Regions from separate parts of the Mus musculus genome. Here all the other regions are linked to region 1. Evidence: chromatin loops called from intact Hi-C (ENCODE). Cell type or tissue: heart. All regions are shown on one strand. Links, peaks and the distances in the headings refer to the core of each region. The heading gives the core; the rest is flanking DNA.

Region 1 (6,419 bases), core at 434-5,433:
GAGTCCTGTCCCCACACCTGACTTCTGAGCAAAAAGAAAAAAAAAAAAAAAAAATCAATACACCATGCGAGGTGCACCGTAAGAAAGCAGGCAGAAACCATTTCCTGGGTTTCACAGAAGAGAAAATGCCAACAAGCTACATCTTCTTGCTGAGTTTGGCCTTTCGAGTTTTGGATATTAACACTGGCCACGTCTTGAGGAGGGATAAAGACCTCTGACCACAGCGGGCTGACTTTAGCTCTGAAAGGAGAGAGATCACCATAATGTCAACAAACCCTCAAGAGCCCAGAAGAATGCCACTAGCTGGGTCCAAGTTCAAGTCTATCTACACAGCTTGCCTAGTTTTCTTTCATTCAAACCACTACAGGTCAGTCTTCCAGCTTTCCAACTCCGCTCCCAGACACAGCTATTCTTCTACCCCAATCCTTTAGGCCTTAGCATTTCCCGACACCTTCCCCCCCTAACAGCAACCCCCTAAGACTTCAGCCATCTTCCACCAGATCCAAACCACCAACCACATCCCAACCCAGCTTCTCCCGTGAGACCAAAATCCACTTATTTCCATGTCCGTCTATGACAGCGTCAGCCAACAAGCCTATATCCTGAGTCTCAGGGGGGACACGGAGCTCTAGTTCCTTGACAATACACAGGCTCTACCACCAACTTGGCTGTCTCAAGTCACATGACCCTCTCTATCCCACACTCCAGTCTGATCTATAAACTTAGCTGCTCGCCAGCCTCCTTCCTAAAACATCACATATTCCTGGCACCTCAGCTAAGCTCCCCTAAACATCCTGGGCCTGCCTCCCTGAACTCACCATCACCCCACAGGACCTGGTCACCTGCCATACTCCAAACACCTCTAAAATGCTTCATCCTTGGCCAGAAACCAGTGTGACTCTCATTCACTGACCAAATGCATTTAAGCACTGGGTACCAGAAGCTGATCTATGAATCAGAGATGGCGCGGTACTGAAAGGTGTGTGGTGTGTGTGTGTTTGTGTACACAAAGCACTTAAAATATTGAATGAAGCACCCGGGTAAGAGAACAGCAAACACTGTCCACCTACTGTGTGCCAAACACTAGTCCCCTCATTAAGTGTGTGCTCACATCAGCCTTGGCAGGCAAATCTACCACTCCCATTCCACAGATGAGAACTGAACCTTGCTGAGACTTAGTAACAATTCTAAAGGAATGCGCTCATGGCTGTACCTGCCGCACCTCATCCAAGCGCACGGCAACCCGGAGACGGGTCCTGGAAATACCCCCATTTCACGGAGCGCTGAGTCTTCACAGGGCGACTCATGCTGCTAACACTGTGAGTTACTTAGAGGTTACTTTATGCCGGGTCAGGCGCTTTTCCCTACTTTCAGCTCACCGAATCATCCCACCGCTCAGCTTAACAAGTCCCCACTTCTCAGATGCAGGAACTGAGGCTCAAGGGAGGCGAGACAACTCGCCCAAGGTCACAGAGCGGCAAAAGCTTGCCTCCCCGGGACTCGAACCCGGCTCTCTCCAACTCCAGCGATCGCGCGACTTGACCAAGGTCACACGTGAGGCAGGAACGAGCGCCGGGGCCGTGCGTGCATCCCGCGCCCTCGGTGCCCCCCGCCCCGCCGAGGAGCCACCCCGGAGTCCCCTCGCTGCGGCCCCCCCGGGGCCTGCGACCCCGCCGAGCTCCGCGCCTCCCGCCCCGCGCGGGCCGCGCCTCCTCGCTCGCTCGCCCGCCCGCCCCGCTCGCCCGCCCGCCCCGAGGCCCCCGCGGGCCGCGCCCGGCAGGGCCCACACCGCCTCCGGCCCCTGCGGCCCTCACCGCTGTCGCCGATGATGAGCAGCTTGAAGAGGTGGTCGTAGTCCCGGGCCATGGCGGGCGGGGGCGGCGGGCGGGCGGGCGCGCGCGCGCGGGCGGGCAGGCGAGCTGGGCGGGCGGGGTCGGTCCTGGCCTCGCGATCCGCAGCTCCCTCCCGGCTGCTCCGGCAGCGGCGGATCCACTTCCCGAACAAACAGCCGGAACTGACAGAAACACCTCCCTCCGCTCCCCCACCTCCGCCTCCTCCTCCTCCTCCTCAGCAGCCGCCGCCGGTGCCGCCGCCTCCCTCCTTCCCGCCCCGCCCCGCCACTGCGCAGGCGCGGGGGCTGGAACCGCCTCTGCGCAGCCGCAGCCCCGGCCAGCCGCGCCCTCTCCGCGCACGCGCAGTGCGCTACGCTCGCCGGCCGAGGTCCGAGTGAGCTAGCGAGCGAGCGAGCGAGCGAGCGCCGTCGCTGCGGATCCCCGGGAGAACCGAACCGTTTAGCAGGGCCCGACGGAAGAGAGGTGACAACCGGCCGCAGGGCTGAAGCCTGGAGGTCAGCGCTGGGGAGGAAGTCGTCCCCCGAGCACCACGATCCCGGACGCCCGACCCCCTGGCGGAACGGGTAGCGGTTCCGGATTGGGATCCGTGGGGCGTATGCACCCTGCTCGCCAGCGCTTCTGCTCCTTCTGCCTCAGTTTTCCGGACGCAGCGCGGAGCCAGCCCCACGTTTTTTTCCAGTTGGAGCGGAAGCCCACCTGCCCGTCCCCGAGAGCTGTCGCTGCCATCGCCATCCTCCCTGCAGGTCTGCAGGGATTGCCCCATCCCTGTGGTTTTTTACTTTTTCCAGACAAGTTCTCAAGTATCCCAGGGTGGCTTCCTGACTCTCTCGAGTAGCCGAGGATAACCATATACTTCTGATCCCACCTGTACCTCCTGAGTCCTGTTTTAATGTGGTGCTGAGACTCGAACCCATGGCTTCGCAGATGCTAGGCAGACGCTTTTCGAGCTGAGCTCCACCCCCAGCCTCTTTGTCCCTGCTTCTTCTTGCCCTCCAGTGCTTTCCAGCCAAGCACCTGTTGGGGATACTGCCCACTCCTAATCTTTCCCCGTAAGAAGCAGTGCTAGTGTTTAAAACAAAACAACAACAAAATACAGACGCTTACTGAATTCAAAGTTGACATTAGTTTTCCTTTAAAGTTTCTTGGACAGCATGAAACACTTACTAGTCTAATGGATACATGTTTTCCCATACATTTCAGAGTATCTAAGCACCCATGTGCCTCTCGCAGTTCACCGGTATGCCGCCATCAATCATTTAACTGCCTCGTCACCACGTGGTACCCCCATCTGATGGTTGTACTATTCCTTAACAATTCCGCTGCTGGTAGATTTATGCAGTTCATAATTTTCTTGTTATTCAAGGTACTGCAGGTCCTTGAACAGCACACACAGTGTCTGATCTAGGCCTTGCTTGAACTCTTTATTTCCCTGAAGCAAGCCTGGTGATGTCAGATGAACACGAGCCTAGAATCATAAGATACTGGCTGAGGAGAGACGCTGGCTGTGTTGTGTTCTTGATTGAAAACTCCTGGGACTGGCCAGGTTCCTGCTATTCCTTTGATTGGCATTTTTTAAGAAACAGGGAAGGGGCTGAGGAATGGCTCAGCAGTTAAGAACACTGGCTGCTCCTCCGGAGGAACCTGGTTAAATCCTCAGCCCCTCCCACCCCCCATGGCGCCTTACCAGGATCTGTAACTCCAGTCTCAGAACTGATGTCACCCTCCGGCCTTGGCTGACACTTGAGACATGTGGTCTGTAGACTCAAACTAACATTCAGGTACATAACAGAAAAACCTCAAAACATTTTAGAGGGGCTGGAGAGATGGCTCAGCGGTTAAGAGCACTCTGGCTGCTCTTCCAGAGGTCCTGTGTTCAATTCCCAGCAACCACATGGTGGCTCACAACCATCTGTAATGGGGTCCGATGCCCTCTTCTGGTGTGTCTGAAGATAGAGACTGTACTCACATGCATAAAGTAAATAAATAAATCTTTAAAAAAAAAAAAAAAAAAAACATTTTAGAGGAGACAGATGGAAAGCAAGAAGTCTTAGGATTAGGGTAGACTTCAGATAAGCACTCCACGTCTCCCTGGCACCTAAAGCATCGGGTCAGGTCATCTTCATGCCTGCTCCTAGGTTGAAAAGATTGCAGTTTCAATGCCAGCTTTGAAATCCACCCCTGAATAGCTTCTGGATAGTCAAGGGGCCTCAGAGTCTGTTTCCTCAGAATACTGTAAATGTGAGGCTATGCATCGTCAGTCACAGGGACCAATGTTAGTCATTCTGCAAGGGCTCGCTCATCATCGAGCTGTTTCCTATAGGGGACTTCCCACAGTCCCAGAGCAGCAACCTGTCAACACAGGACTCTCTGGGGAGTGAAGCAGAACAGCTCTAGGGAGATGAGATTCCCAGTTCTGCCCCATCCATATGTCACCTGGAACCCAGTGGGTGTTAATTCCTGCCTTTATTCTGTAACTATGTAATGGCCTCTTACCATTTACTATACTATACTATACTGTACTGTACTGTACTATACTATACTGTACTATACTTCAGAGGACACAGACTGTCTCTGTTAGCAAGAGGGAAGGAGAAGAGTCCGTCACAAAGATTTCATGGTGACACCAGAACAGAGGCACACTTTGAATGTCAGCTGTATTCAGACAGCCGCTGTCACACCCTGTGAGAATCATCAATTTTGGCTTGGAGGGGGGAATTCCCTGAGGCCAGGGTATGCTTCTGGAATCCCAAAATGAGTCTCCCAGCAAACGCTCTGAAAACACTGTCTAATGTTTACCTGGCTGCAGTCAATGAAGAGTTCTTTCCAAAAACGCATGTGTCGTGTGTCGCGTGTGAACTGCTGCAGGCTGGTCAGGACAGCCCGCAGCTAGAGACCTTGTCCCCATGTCCCGGGCTACAGCTTATCTTCCTACCTTAGAGCTAACTCCGGAGATCCCCATCAGAAGAGCAGCACTGCAAAGCTGTGTCACAGACCCGCGGCAGGAGCACCGCGGTGGTGAGCGGGGCTGGGCAGTTACAAATGAGACAAACAGTGACAGGCAGACAAAGCTGCTTTTTCAACATCACCTGGTAGCTGGATCCATGCAACAAATTCAATTTGTTGACTCATTAATTCAATAAATACGGGTGTGCTTACTAGATGCACCCAGAAGCCAAACACCACCCACAGCTTCTTCATAGTAGGGGAGCGAATCAGTAATCTGTCCAACTGTTAGTGGGGCTGGAGAGGTGTTTCTGTAGCGGAGGAGCACTTGCTCTTGCAGGCGACAAGGTTTGGTCCCCAACACCCACACAGCAGCTAGCGACCAATGACTATGACTCTCAGGCTCCAGGAGAACAGACACCCTCTATTAACTTCTCTAGGAACCAGGCACGCATGTGGTGCAGAAACGTACATGCAAACTGCCCCTGTACGTTAAAAAAAAAAAAAATCTTTCTAAATTAAAAAAAAAAAACAAAAAACAAAAACCTGCCACAATTATTGGGACTTACTTCATGCCTGGCACTTAGCATCCAGAGACTTAGCAGTAAGCGAAATTTAAAAACCTACCTTCGAGGTGTTTGGGAGTACAGGCCACGGGGATGACAGAAGGAAGTGTAGCATATGAGGGACAGGGAGCCAAAGCAGCTCGGGGTGGCAGGCCTCTACTCTTCAACCTCGCAGTGAACAGTAAGCAGGGAGGCGGAGACCAACCAGGGTTCCTCAGAGGTCCAGAAGGAGGGATGGGATGTGAGGCTGCAGGGTAGAGAAGAGGGGGCCCCTGAGGGCTTGGGGAAGGGTAGCACCCTGAAGTCTGCAGTGCTGGGGTTAGGTCAGCACGGGGACCTGCGGTATCTGGGTAAATCTGAGGGCTGTGGTCATGCAAAAATGTGGAAGTGAACATAAAAACCACACCAAGCCTCTGTGTGGCTCTACCGAGTGATCCAGGGGCTGTGTGCACGCTGGGCAGGCGCTCCACCAGCTGAGCTATTATCATCGGGCTTCCTAGTTTATCATCATCATCATCATCTTATATGGTTTTTAAAAAAGATTTATTTATTTTATGTGAGTACACTGTCACCATCTTCAGACACCAGAAAAGGGCGTCAGATCTCATTACAGATGGTTGTGAGCCACCATGTGGTTGCTGGGAGTTGAACTCTGGACCTCTGGAAGTGCACAGGGTTTCTCTGTGTGGCCCTAGCTGTCCTGGAACTCACTTTGTAGACCAGGCTGGCCTCAAACTCAGAAATCTACCTGCCTCTATCTCCCGAGTGCTAGGATTAAAGGCGTGTGCCACCATGCCTGGCCAGGATTATTTTTATTGAATAGACTTTTATTGGTGACTAAAGAAACACAGGCTTCTTCCCCCACGATCCTCCTGGCTGTCTGAAGGACCTTAGAGGCCCCCTTCCCATGTGCCCCTCGTGTTGTGGTGTGGTAAGGTGTGGGGGAAGAGGGGTGCCTCTGCTGGCCCATACTGAGGCATCCCTTCCTCCTGAAGGATTAGCCACATGATGGTATAGTATAGAATAGAGTTTATTCAGGGCATGGGGAGGGGAGTTG
Region 2 (6,419 bases), core at 812-5,811, 140 kb after region 1:
CCCCCATTCCTGACTGCACCTCCATAGAACATAATCTTATACCTCTCTATCTTTTTATAAACACATCAATGTGTATTGGTGTTTTGCCTACATGTCTGTGTGACAATGTTAGACTTACAGAGAGCTGTTTGCTCCCATGTGGGTGCTGGGAATTGAACCTGGGTCCTCTAGAAGAGCAGCCAGTGCTCTTAACCCACTGAGCCATCTCTCTACCCCACCCCCCAAGCCTGTGTTTTTAACATTCCAGGTTCCCCTAGTGATTAACTGTGAGCCCAAGGACCTCTGTGTCTCCCACAGGTAGGGCTATTGTATCCAGTTCACACCTAGTTTATATACTGGGAAACTGAGGCTCATAAGTGAAGTCACCTGCCCACAGCCATGGAGCTGACAAGTGAGAAGGCCAGGCTAGAGTCCAGGGCTGTCTCACGGGAGACACCTGGAAAGGACGTGGCTCCCCTCAAAACCCTGGTCTCTATCACGGTTGTGCTTCCAGAAGAGTGGCAGGAACTCTCAATGACCTCTGACCTCAGCAGAAGACTGGAGGGAAGCCCATGCCTCCTCCCTTACCTGACTTCTATCTCACCTCCAGTCTCAGGTGGTGCCTGGATCTGAATCCAGAACCTAGGACATAGAAAGATTGCACTCTCTCCCTAAGCTCGAGCCCAGCACAGAGGAACATATCTCCTCCCCGAGGCAAAGATTCCTGGCTCCACAGATGCTAAAACCCTGCTAGAATCCACCTTGTTCTCTTTGTCCTGGGAATTCCTCAGTTCACAGCTTGCCTACCCCCTCCTCCAGGCAGCCTTCAGTGACTACCACCAGGACTTGTACTCTTGGCACCATGATCTCACCACTGTGCCAGGCAGTATGCTTGCAAGCTCCGTCCCTATGCAGCACACCATGCCTTGGTCTTGAAGGCACTTGTCACTACCTGGGAAGTTTATTATCTATATATTTGCCCAGACCCAGTCCCCAGACATTCTGAGTCAACTGGTCTGGAATGTAGTCTGAGTATTAGGATTTTTTCCCCCTTCCTTCTCTTCTTCTATACTTCAGGATTAAAAAAAAAAAAAAAAAAAAAAAAAGCAAAAAACAAAAAACTCTGTAGGCAATTGGCAGACAGGGTAGAGACCTATGGCCTCTGAGAAAGAACATGACGCCCCCTCTATAGCCGTGGGCAGCAAGACACAGAGACACTAATTGTGTGGCCTAGGGTCACAGAGCTAGTGAATCATGGAGCCAGATTAGAACACAGAAAGTGTGACTTCAAAGTATGATGGGGAGTGGTGGGGGGTATCAATTGATCTCCTCAATTCCCCTAGTGACGGAGAAGAAGCCTTGGGGCTGTGGGGCAGCTCTGTTCTGAGACAGACTCAGGCCCCTCCAGCATGGGATATTTTTAACTGAGAAGCTGGTTCTTGCAAACATCCTGCAGCAACTTAAACACTGAGCAAATTGTTTAGGAGTGGCTGGGCCCTTTCTCCGCTGAGGTAGCCCTGGAGCCAGTCAGGGGGTCCAAGGCAAGCTTTGAAGACAGCGTTAGGGGTGGGAGGTGTGCGTGTGTGTGTGTGTGTGTGTGTGTTTATGTCTGATAAAGAGGAGAGGGTCAGTTTGGGATGGGTCCAGATTCCTCCTCCTTCTTCCCTCAGACACAAAGATTACTTCATCCAACCCAGCAGCCTTCCTCCCTGCTCCCAGCCGGGGAAAGTTTATCGCTCTATTCATTCACTACTTTTGGCCCAAATATATCAGCAAGCTTTCAGATGCCAAATTGGAAGTGTGCCTGCCTTTAAATTGTAAAAATAAAAACACATGGTCCTGAAAGTGGCGATCTCACTTATAGAAAATTCCTCACAAAATGGCCTACAAGGAAGCCAGGCACAGTGTGTAATCCCAGCACTTAGGAGATGGATGTAAGAGGATCAGGAGTGCAAGGCCATCTCCAGTTACATAGTGAGTTCAAAACTAGCCTAGGCTACATGAAACTGTCAGAGAAAGGGCAGGGGGTGGGGAGGGGGGAAGGAGAGGGGGGAAGAGGGAGACACATACATACACTTTCACACACACACACACACACACACACACACACACACACAGAGACACTGACTCATAGGGATGATGAAGCCACAAGGATATTCATTGTAACATTGCTTACACACACACACACACACACACACACACACACACACACACACACACACACACACACACAAGGACTGACTCATAGGGATGAAGACAGCCAAACTGGATGCTGAGATGCAAAATACGACCAAGACGCATTGCTTGATGGGAAGAGAATGGAAGTTGTAAAACAACATGTACACTCAGCCTTAGGCAGGTGTCCTTTATCTCAGCAGAGGGGCTGGGAGGTAGGGGGTGGGGCCAGAACAGCTCTGTGGGTCCCAGGTCTACAAGAACTACATCGTGAAATTAATACAGTCTTGCAATGATAGTCTGGGGGGAGGGGGGCGGGGTCTGGCTCAGGTTTGTTTACTTTGCCAGTTAAAGTATTAAGAGGCAGGAAAACCCCGGGCAGTGGCATATGCCTTTAATCCCAGGAGGCAGAGGCAGGAGGATTTCTGAGTTCGAGGCCAGCCTGGTCTACAGAGTGAGTTCCAGGACAGCCAGGGCTACACAGAGAAACCCTGTCTTGAAAAACCAACCAACCAAACAAACAAAAACAAAAAAGCACCTCCTCAAAATGTCCTGTACAAAATAATATAATATAAAATGAAATCACGTTGAGGTGGATAGAAATAATTTGGAATTCTAGATCTGCTACAGTATAACCAGAACTTCCCAGAGGCTGAGCCCCAATTAATAGTAAATTAAGCTAGTTTTGCCAGAATGGGACGGTGGGACTGTGTCCTCAGAATGACCCAGTGGGAGACAGCCACACCAGCAGTGGAGGAGACCCGGGTGGACATTGAGCTCTTTGGGAAATTGAACAGTTATGACGCGCAGATCCACCATCCTTCTCTTCAGGATTATATTGCCCTGGAAAAGTCCCTGCCCCACACAGGAGCGCGGTATGTAAATCACAGAGCCCCATCCCGGAGCACCTCCCTTACTCCGTGCTGATACACGAAGCTCGTGACCGTTCGCATAGTCAAGCATGCCTTTGAGATCACCTACTTGCTCACTGGTAAAAATTCCTCTGCGGGTACTGGTGACTGCCACCGTCCACAGTGGGCCCCCGGGGACGCCTCAACAGGCATTGCATGAGCCGGGACAGGAGGGCTGCGGGCTGTGGGTGTGTCCCCGCCTGGTGATTCAGGCCATCTGGCTGCTGTGCGCAGGTGCTCCTCGGACTCTTTCCGGAACATCCAGACCCTTGCCGAGCGTTTGGAGGATGAGCTCACCAGGGATCGCTGAGGACGCCTCCAACGCCTACGCGGTCAAAAAGCATGAGCAGGAGTGTGTGGCCAAGTCTAACCGATCACTTCCCGGCAGCTGCCTAGTAAACTGCGAGTCCTCTGGGACATTAAAAGACTTGTGCAACTCTAAACTTCAGCCCTTGGGAGACTGAGAGGCTATGTAGTGAGACCCCTGTGTGAAGGGATCTTCTTATTCTGCCCTCAGCCTCCTTGACTCAATTAACTAAAAATATTATTTATTTGATTATTGAGTTTTTGTCACCCTTAAGTTATGTACCTCAAATTAAAAAAAATAATAAAATGGGTCCTTCATTGGTATTGCAAATTCCTCTCCAAAGTGGTTTTACTATATTCCTTCCGCAAGCAGCTCTTCTCCTGTATATATGTATTTTACACACACACACACGCACGCATGTGTGTGTGTGTTTTGGTTTTTTAAAAAAGATTTTAGCTAACCTATTTTATGTATGTAAGTACCCGGTAGCTGTCTTCAGACACACCAGAAGAGGGCATCAGATCCCATTACAGATGGTTGTGAGCCACCTTATGGTTGCTAGGATTTGAACTCAGGACCTCTGGAAGAGAAGCCAGTGCTCTTAACCGCTGAGCCATCTCTCCAGCCCATGTGTGTATTTTTTGAGACGGGATCTCACTATGTAGACTTGCCTGAAAGTTGATTTGTAGACTTGCACTCACAGAGATCTGACTGCTTTTACCAGTGCTAGGATTCAAAGTGTGGGCCACCAGGGACAGTCTTATATGCATATATGTTAATTATATACGTATTTAGCAATGATATGCTAATAAGGATAGAACCCAGGGTCTCATGCATGCGAAGCAAGTGGTCTACCATTGAGATATAGCCTCAGTCCTCTTTGTTACTATTATTATTATTATTATTATTATTATTATTATTATTATTGTGTGAGTTCAGGTGCTCCTGTACCACGTGGAAGTCAAAGGACAGTTGGCCGCTGTCTGTTAATTCTTCGATGGGTTCCAGGCATCGAATACAGGTCATTAGGCTTGCATAGCGAGCACTTCTATCCACTGAGCTAACTCACCGGTTTATCTCTTAAAAAAATAACCCAAACAAACAAAAAAGCTGCTCAAGGTGAAACACACCTTTAATTCAGCACTTGGGAGGCAGAGGCAGGCGGATCAAGCAGGGCTACATAGCCAGGCACTGTCAAGGTTTTTTAAAAAAAACTCAGGCTTCCGGCCCAGAGCTTCAAGTATTCAGGGTTTCTGAAAGCCAGTTGTAATGTAAATCACCAGAATCAATGTTCGTTTTACCCTAATTTCAAAAGGTACTGGTGTTCGTGAAGTTCTTTCAGATAAAAAAAAAAAATTATTTCCTTATTGTGTGTGCGCATCTACACTAAACAATACCGCAAGGAAATTTGGAAAATCAGAGAGACGTAATACAAGTTTGTCAGTTGCTATAATGTTTACAGCCTATGCAGAGAATAAGCAAACTTGAAATTAAATAAATACAGGATAAAACAGAAAACTATAAAGTAGAATGCAAGTCTAATGTTTAAACATGAATATTCAGTCTCCGTAGAGACTGTCAAAAATTGCCAATGCCGACTATATTTCAAGTCGTCATGGCGGGGTATTGGGAAAAGTTTTCAATTAGCAATAATCGCGCCTCGGATAAACCTCATTGGCTACGATACTGCCACTGCGCAAAGCTGACGAGTAAGCGTGCTCGCTCAGCCTCCCAGGGCTGACGACTCCCATTTCAGTCACGGTGAGCTTCAGTCCACGCGCGACCTCCACGTGACGGGAGCGGAGCCCGGCGGTTCCATCTCGGTTATCTGCGTGGACACGTTCTTGCCAGTGGGTTATCTCGAGCCCGAACATCCGTGTTTTGCAAACTACGCGGCAGTCGCTTGGGATGCTGGGGACTCTTATGCAAATCGAGTCAACGTCATCGCGATGGCCTGGGTGGAGGCTCAACCGCAGCGGGAGAAGGAGGGTAAGCCAGAAGGGATGAAAGGACATGTGTCGTGACGGTCCGAAGCAGAGGCTGACCTCGGGGTGGTGGTTTAGAGGTCTGTAAACCTAGCACTCCGGAGGCGGAGACAGGAGGATTTGCTGAGTGTTGGGCCAGTCACTGATACAAGTTTGAGGAGACCGGAGGCGGAGACAGGATTGCTGCAGCCAGGGATAACAGACTTCTCAGTATAGCAGGAGAAAAAGGAAACCTTGTCAAGGAAATAGAAAACTAACACATAGGAAGACGGTAGGAAAAGCTGAAAAATGAAATTATCTTAACAAAAGTAAACTAGGATTCTATAACAATCTCTAAAAAGTAGCATGCTTTTTTTAAACCACAATTATTCAGTCTCCGTAGAGACTGTCAAAAATTGCCAATGCCGACTATATTGCAAGTCGTCACGGCGGGGTATTGGGAAAAGTTTTCAATTAGCAATAATCGCGCCTCGGATAAACCTCATTGGCTACGATACTGCCACTGCGCAAAGCTAAAGAACTCCCGCCCCAGCGCAACGTTCCTAGCAGACGAGGACCCTATTTCAAAAAGGGGGTTTCGAGCAAACGGGAAAACCCTCCATTATCGCTACCCTGGAAATGAGAGCAGCAAGGACATTCTCTTGGCATTCTCTATGTGATAGAACGGAGAGGCGTGCTGGTTTTATTTAAGATTTAAGCAGCGGAAATGAAGCAAAGCATTATGGGACCGAACATGCTAATAGACTGGTCTCCGAGCCTGCGGGTGGGGGGGGGGGGGGCGGGGGAAAGGAGCGGAGGCAACCGCCCGCGTCAAGGTGTAAAGTTGGGCTTAACGTTAACCACTTTTTCCAACGAGGCTTTCTTGTTTATGACTTTAGACACAAGAAAATACGCATATAAAGTCTAGAATAGCATCAAAGGTAGTGTTAACTATCTTAAGGATGATGTCAGCGTCGTTGACGACAGTCACATTCATTGTAAGAACCTGATCTTCCCAAAATAGAGCTCGGTCGGCATTAAACTCTGAGCTCCCTGGCCCACTTTCAGGACCAGCCGGTGACA
Region 3 (6,419 bases), core at 406-5,405, 150 kb after region 1:
CAGGTGCCAGCCGTCCGATTGCTCTCTGCTCGCCTTTGTGCTGGGAGGAGAGTTTATGTGGGTACTGGAATCCAGACATAGGTCTTCATGCTTCAGCTGTAATTCTGAGCCTCAGGGCCATCTCCCCAGCATCCACGATCTATTTTGCTGTTTAGAATAAGAACACTGTGTGTGCATGTGGGCCAAAAGTGGAGTTGGCGCTCTCCTCCCTCGATCCAGGGGGTCAAAGTTGGGTTGTCAAGTGGCAGAGCTTCACCTGCCTAGCCACCTGGCAGACCCCTATCAATCTTTAACTTATAGCAGGAAATTTAATTACTTTGCAGTGGAAGTGGACGTGGGCACTTAGGAGGAAAACCAATCAAATCTGCGAACCGTGTTGGCACACATCGTTCAGTTCATCAAAGTTCTAGGGAGGCGGAGGCCGGTGAATCTCCATGAATTCAAGGCCAAGCGTGGTCTACATAAGGAGTTCCAGGCCAGCCAAGGCTACATAGTGAGAACCCATCTTAAAACAAACACAAAACAAAGGGGGCAATTATTTATTATTAAAAGTGTCAAAAAAAATTCTGGGCGTGGTGGCGCACTCCTTTAATCCCAGCACTCAGGAGGCAGAGGCAGGCGGATTTCTGAGTTCGAGGCCAGTCTGGACTACAGAGTGAGTTCCAGGACAGCCAGGGCTAAACAGAGAAACCCTGTCTCGGAAAACCAAAAAAAAAAAAAAAAAAAAAAAGTGTCAGACTATACATTAACACCCTGTCTCAGAAAAACAAAAACAAAAAACAAAGAAAGGGTCTTTTGGGGAGGGGTTGGGAGAGCTGAAGAGGTGGCTCACTGGTTAAGAGCATTGCTTCTCACCAGGTGGTGGTGGAGCACGCCTTTAATCCCAGCACTTGGGAGGCAGAGGCAGGTGGATCTCTGAGACCAGCCTGGTCTACAGAGTGAGTTCCAGGAAAGCCAGGGCTATACAGAGAAACCCTGTCTCGAAAACACCAAAACAAACAAACAAGAGCATTGCTACTCTTGCAGGGGGACTCAGATTCCATCCCGAGCACCCACAGGGCAGTTCACAACAGGTTGTCACTCAAGTTCCAGGGGATCTGACGCCCTTTTATGGCCGTCAGGAGCTCCTCCTGTATGCATGAAGGTAAAACACACACATTATTAAAAAAAAAAAAAAACCAGTCTATTTTAAAAAGCGTCTTGGATGGAGAAATGCCCGCTAGTGTGAATTCAGGGCTACCCAGGGCTGGGCTAACGCGCTGACACCGAGCTATAGCCCCAGTGCTCTTACAGTATTATTTTGAGTCCGAGGTCTCACTAAGTCACCCAGACTGGCCTTGAACTCGTGATTCTTCCGCCTAAGCCTATTGAGTGGCAGATTATTGTCCTGTGCTACTAGTGAAAGAGTTTCTTTAAGAGAGCGAATTCCTAAATTAGGACTGCTTGGATCCTCTTTCGCACGCAGGACATGGGAAATATTAACCACTTCTTTGGTGGCACAAGCCTCTAATCCGAGCACTTGGGAGGTGGAGCCAGGAGGATCACGGATTTGGAGTCAGACAAGGATATGTCAGACCCTCTCTCAGCAAACAACACAAGCCACAAACAAACAAACACTACAAGAACCTCAAAAGGCAATCATTGCCCCAGGCGTCAGCAGCATATCCGGAACCTTAACTGAGCTGAGCAGGAAAGACAGCGGGCAATCCGTAGAGGAGCGCCCAAGAATCTTGGCGTGGGAGACACGTAGGATTCTGGGACTTGTAGTTTTCTTCCAACTAGATCGGCTTCGCGGACTACATTTCCCAAGATGCACACGTAACAAGCGAGTCCCACTGTTGGGTGAGAATTGTGGAAGGTAAGTGTTCTGATCCGGCTGAAGGTTTCCCGCTGAGCATTCTTACTAGGGATTCCATCTGTCTCTTTTGTTCTCGAGGGGACAAGGAGGATTTATCCCGGCAAAACCCGACTGTTTAGCCGTTCACACGTAGCTGGGAAATCTCATGGAGAAAGCAGGGTCCTGAGCTCTTCTTGGATAGGAAGCCAAGCCTAAATATGTGTGCCTATCACTCGATAGCTCCGCATTATGTCAAAGACTGTGTCAAAGGCTTGTCTTTACAACTAGAAAACCAGACAGGCAAGTTTGTATGCCTTGATTTTTATGTGTCCAAGTAGCAGAATTTACAATGCAGGGTAAGCAGACAGAGTGATTACTTAGCGTCCATCCCAGAGGCCCTGGATTTGGTACCGAGAACCGTGTAGAAAAAGACAAAACAAAACTGACATACTAAAATTAAAAAATCTTTTGGAGAAATGATATAATTCGGTTTAGTTGTATTCCTTGGCCTGGGCTACAGGGAATTCTGTCTCAAGTAATGATAATAATAATAATAATAATATCTGATTTAAACCAAGTAGAGTTATAGAACAAATAGTCCCATGAGAGATAATATTAACAAAAATATAAATATTACTAAAACATGTTTATATTAGTAGCAGGTGAAAAATAATGGGCTATTAAAAGTCTGTTTTTTAGGGCTGGAGAGATGGCTCAGTGGTTAAGAGCACCCCCTGCTCTTCCAAAGGTCCTGAGGTCAACTCTCAACGACCACAAGGTGTCTCACAACCATCTCTGATGAGTTCTTCCCTCTTCTGGGAAGTAGGTGTACGCGCAGGTTGACCATTCATATACATAAAATAAGTAAAAAAAAATTTTTTTAAAGTTTGTTTTAAAAAATATTTAATTTTTTAAAATTAAATTTTATTTTATGTGTTTGGGTATTTTACCTGCGCGTGTATTTGCGCATCCCTTTTATTCCTCGGCGCTTGCAGAGCGCAGACGAGGGCCTGAAACTGGAGTTAAAGATAGTTGTAAGTCACCATTGTAGGTGCTGAGAATTGAAGGGCTTCCGGACGAACCGTCCTCCCTTCTGTTTCCCCAGTGCTACAATCCCAGGCCGGGGCCACCGTGGCAAAATTTTCATAGTCGAATAGAGTTCCGGTGTCTATCAATTGGTGGGTTAACTTGACTTGTAAAACCCAGCTGCTCTCATGGATTTCTTTCTCTCCAGAATAAGAATGAGCGGATTGACTTTCAGGCCGACAAAGGGCCGTTGGATCACCCACCTCAGCCGGCCGCGTTCTTGTGGACCCTCGGGGTTATTTGTGCCGCCCAGCCCTCCTTTGGACCCTGAAAAGATCAAAGAGTTACAGCGCTTCATTAGCCTTTCCAAGAAACTCCTCGTGATGACAGGCGCGGGGATCTCCACCGAGTCCGGCATCCCAGACTACAGGTCAGAAAAGGTGGGACTTTACGCCCGCACTGACCGGAGACCCATCCAGCACATTGATTTCGTCCGCAGTGCTCCGGTCCGCCAGCGGTACTGGGCCCGAAACTTTGTGGGCTGGCCTCAATTCTCCTCTCACCAACCCAACCCAGCACACTGGGCTCTGAGCAACTGGGAGAGACTGGGGAAGCTGCACTGGTTGGTGACTCAGAACGTGGACGCTTTGCACTCCAAAGCAGGGAGTCAGCGGCTGACGGAGCTCCACGGATGCATGCACAGGTGCAGAAGTCTGCGGGGTTTGGCCCTAAGAAGACGTGTGGTCCCCCAGGTGAACGGCCCCTGGCTGTCTGGACCAGGGTTATCTTAAGATGGAGAGCAAGCAAAGGCTCCCGGAGCAAGTTGTTCTCTTTGGAGTTAGGCCCAGTGAACTGAGGAGAGGAAGTAGGGACGGGAGCAGGGGAGGGAGCAAGCCAGGAGAGGATGCTTTCTGCCTGGCTCGGGTGCAGTGGTCACCTGGGCAAAGCTCTGAGCTCAGTCTCCCAGCACCAGGAAAAATAACGTGAGTGGGGTTGCGTCCTGCGGTGGCTCTAGCCCAGGACTTCAGACTTATTTCAGAAAGAGCCACTGTGAGGTTGATGGGTAGTGTTGTTAACCCTGAGTTTGGGTTGAAAAAAAGAAAGAATTATTTCACCAAAAGAAAGCTTTTGCCTCCTCCTCCTCCTCTTCCTCCTCCTCCTCCTCTCCTTCCTCCTCCTCCTCCCCCTCCTCCTCTTCCTCCTCCTCCTCTTCTTCTTTTCTTCTTCTCACCAAAAGAAAGTTGTTATTGTCTTCTTCTCTTCCTCCTCCTCTTCTTGTTTGTTTGTTTGTTTGTTTTTGTGACAGAGTGTCTCTGTGTAGCCCGGATATCCTGGAACTCACTCTGTAGAACAGGCTAGTTTTGAACTCAGAGAGTTACTCCTTCCTCTGCTTCCTGAGCACTGGTATTAAGGTGTGTGCCACCACCACACCTGCCCCCCCCCTTTTTTTTGAGACAGGGTGTCTTATATCCCTGGCTGCCTTGGAACTTGCTATGTGGCTAAGGATGATCGTGACTTTGTATTTGTGTATATTCTGGTATGTGAGCACATGTGGGGACCAGAGGTGGAAATGTCTTCCTTAGTTGTCTCCACCAGTTGATGGGCTGGCAAGTCCCAGGTATCCTCCTGTCTCTGCTCCCTGGAGTTGCGGCGATAGGCCTTTCCTTTTGCATGGGTGTTGGGGTCTGAACTCAGGTTCTCATGTGTGCATAGCAAGCACTATTCCAAGTGAGACATCTTCTTTATATTTCTTTTTTCTTTTTTCTTTCTTTTTTTTTTTTTTTTTTTTTTTTTTTTGAGTCAGGGTTTCTCTGTGTAGCCCTGGCTGTCTTGGAACTCACTCTGTAGACCAGGATGGCCTGGAACTCAGAAATCCCCCTGCCTCTGCCTCCCAAGGGCTGGGATCAAAAGCTGCACCACCACTGCCCGGCTTCTTTAAATTTCTTAATTTCTGACCCTCCTGCCTCCACTTCCTGCTTGCTGGGGTTACAAGTGTGGGGCACCCACCTGCCTTAGGGGGTGCTGGGGATCCAACCCAGGGCTTTGTGCCTACTAGGTAAAAAACGCTACCAACCTAATGGCATCCCCACCCTTCAAAAGGTGTCTTTAAATGAAGTGGTAGTGACAGTTATTATAATGGACAGAGCAAGTGTGGAGGGGCACGGGATTGTGTACTAAGGAAATGAGGGTAGAGTATATGTTGATGCATTAAGGACAAAACCACTCGAATGGAATCTAGAGCAGTGGCTCTCAACCTTAACACAGCAACCCTCTAATACATCACATTGTGGTGACACTTGGCCGTAAAATTATTTTTGTGGCTACTTCATAACTATAATTTTGCTAATGATATGAATCCTAATGTAACTATCCATGTTTTCTTTTATTATTTTTATTATTTATCTTATGTATGAGTACACCAGAGCTGTCTTTAAGACATACCAGAAGAGGGCATCGGATCCCATTACAGATGGTTGGGAGCCACCATGTGGTTGCTGGGAATTGAACTCAGGACCTCTGGAAGAGCAGTTAGTGCTCTTACCCGCTGAGCCATCTCGCTAGCCCACTAGCTGCGTTTTTTCTGATGGTCCTAGGCGACTCAAGGTGTCTGGACTCACAGGTTGAGAACCTTGCAAAGGGGAGAAAGGAGAACACTTGGATGTCCTAAAATGGGACGGGGGGGGGGGGGTTGGAAAAGAAAGTCACTGTTTTGGGGGAGGGGGACTAAAAATGGTCGGACTGCTCTGGCAGCTCCGCGGCTCCCAGGAATTATATTCAGCAGATTTCATATTTGTCTTTAGAGTCCTGTGCCTGAACTGTGGGGAGCAGACTGCCCGCAGGGTGCTGCAGGAACGCTTCCAAGCCCTGAACCCCAGCTGGAGCGCCGAGGCGCAGGGCGTGGCTCCCGACGGCGACGTGTTCCTCACTGAGGAGCAGGTCCGGAGCTTTCAGGTCCCGTGCTGTGATCGATGCGGCGGCCCTCTGAAACCGGACGTCGTTTTCTTTGGGGACACGGTGAACCCAGACAAGGTTGACTTTGTGCACCGGCGTGTGAAAGAGGCGGACTCCCTACTGGTGGTGGGATCATCCCTGCAGGTACCTGACTCTGTCAGGGTGGCAGTTGCCTTTGCCCATCCTACAGGGTGAGAACTAGAAGTTCCTTCTTATTTGGGTTTCACTTCGCGAGTGTGTGCGAGTGTACGCATGCGTACATGTTGAACTATAACCGGCAAGGTCCTTTTATTTATTTATTTTTATTTATATGAGCACACTGTAGCTGTTTGCAGACATACCGGAAGAAGGCATCAGATTCCATTAGAGATGGGTTGCTGGGAATTGAACTCAGGACCTCTGGAAGAGCATTCAGTGCTCTTAACCACTGAGCCATCTCGCCAGCCAGCCCCCACCTCAGCACCTTTTTATCCTTTTTGTTTGTTTGTTTGTTTCCGTTTCTGAGGCTGCGGGTGGGTTCTTTCCCGGGATCTAGAGCGATCACTGTGATTTGCCTGGGCAGGTGTACTCTGGTTACAGGTTCATCCTCACCGCCCGCGAGCAA

What was found. Hi-C counts contacts between places; a loop is a spot of excess contacts. Peaks named below come from ENCODE experiments on the same cell type or tissue, not always from the same donor. Only the 100,000 strongest peaks of a DNase experiment are listed, where the experiment ranks them.
Region 2: a loop joins it to region 1, with 4 times the contacts of the local background. A loop is called at or near these places in 6 of 42 quality-filtered maps.
Region 3: it touches region 1 in a loop (2.9-fold over the local background); 3 of 42 quality-filtered maps call a loop at or near these places.

Annotation. Positions count from the first base shown.
Region 1 is chr5:115,627,594-115,634,012 of GRCm38, reverse strand. It overlaps Rab35 (RAB35, member RAS oncogene family), which reads right to left and starts at 2,026. Exons shown (of 6, transcript NM_198163.1): 1 at 1,815-2,026. The coding sequence starts at 1,866. It overlaps 1110006O24Rik (RIKEN cDNA 1110006O24 gene), which reads left to right and starts at 2,197. Exons shown (of 1, transcript NR_027810.1): 1 at 2,197-2,964. In heart, for the core only: a CTCF peak has its summit at 2,384; a DNase peak (open chromatin) is centred at 2,162; H3K4me3 peaks cover 2,674 bases; H3K27ac peaks cover 2,444 bases.
Region 2 is chr5:115,488,911-115,495,329 of GRCm38, reverse strand. It overlaps Gm24265 (a small nuclear RNA gene), which reads right to left and starts at 5,871; the gene lies at 5,731-5,871. It overlaps Gm24407 (a small nuclear RNA gene), which reads right to left and starts at 5,076; the gene lies at 4,936-5,076. It also overlaps a transcript of Sirt4 not described here, the pseudogene Gm13836 and a transcript of Pxn not described here. In heart, for the core only: a CTCF peak has its summit at 3,888 (motif pointing right); DNase peaks (open chromatin) are centred at 2,419, 3,329, 4,429 and 5,379; H3K4me3 peaks cover 1,440 bases; H3K27ac peaks cover 2,080 bases.
Region 3 is chr5:115,479,771-115,486,189 of GRCm38, reverse strand. Sirt4 (sirtuin 4) reads left to right here and starts at 1,706. Exons shown (of 5, transcript NM_133760.1): 1 at 1,706-1,858; 2 at 3,072-3,566; 3 at 5,665-5,959; 4 at 6,378-6,419. The coding sequence starts at 3,079. Gm42007 (a long non-coding RNA gene) reads right to left here and starts at 1,740. Exons shown (of 2, transcript XR_878704.2): 1 at 1,627-1,740; 2 at 1-147. In heart, for the core only: a CTCF peak has its summit at 2,600 (motif pointing left); DNase peaks (open chromatin) are centred at 999, 1,779, 3,109 and 3,429; H3K4me3 peaks cover 2,085 bases; H3K27ac peaks cover 1,040 bases; H3K27me3 peaks cover 2,133 bases.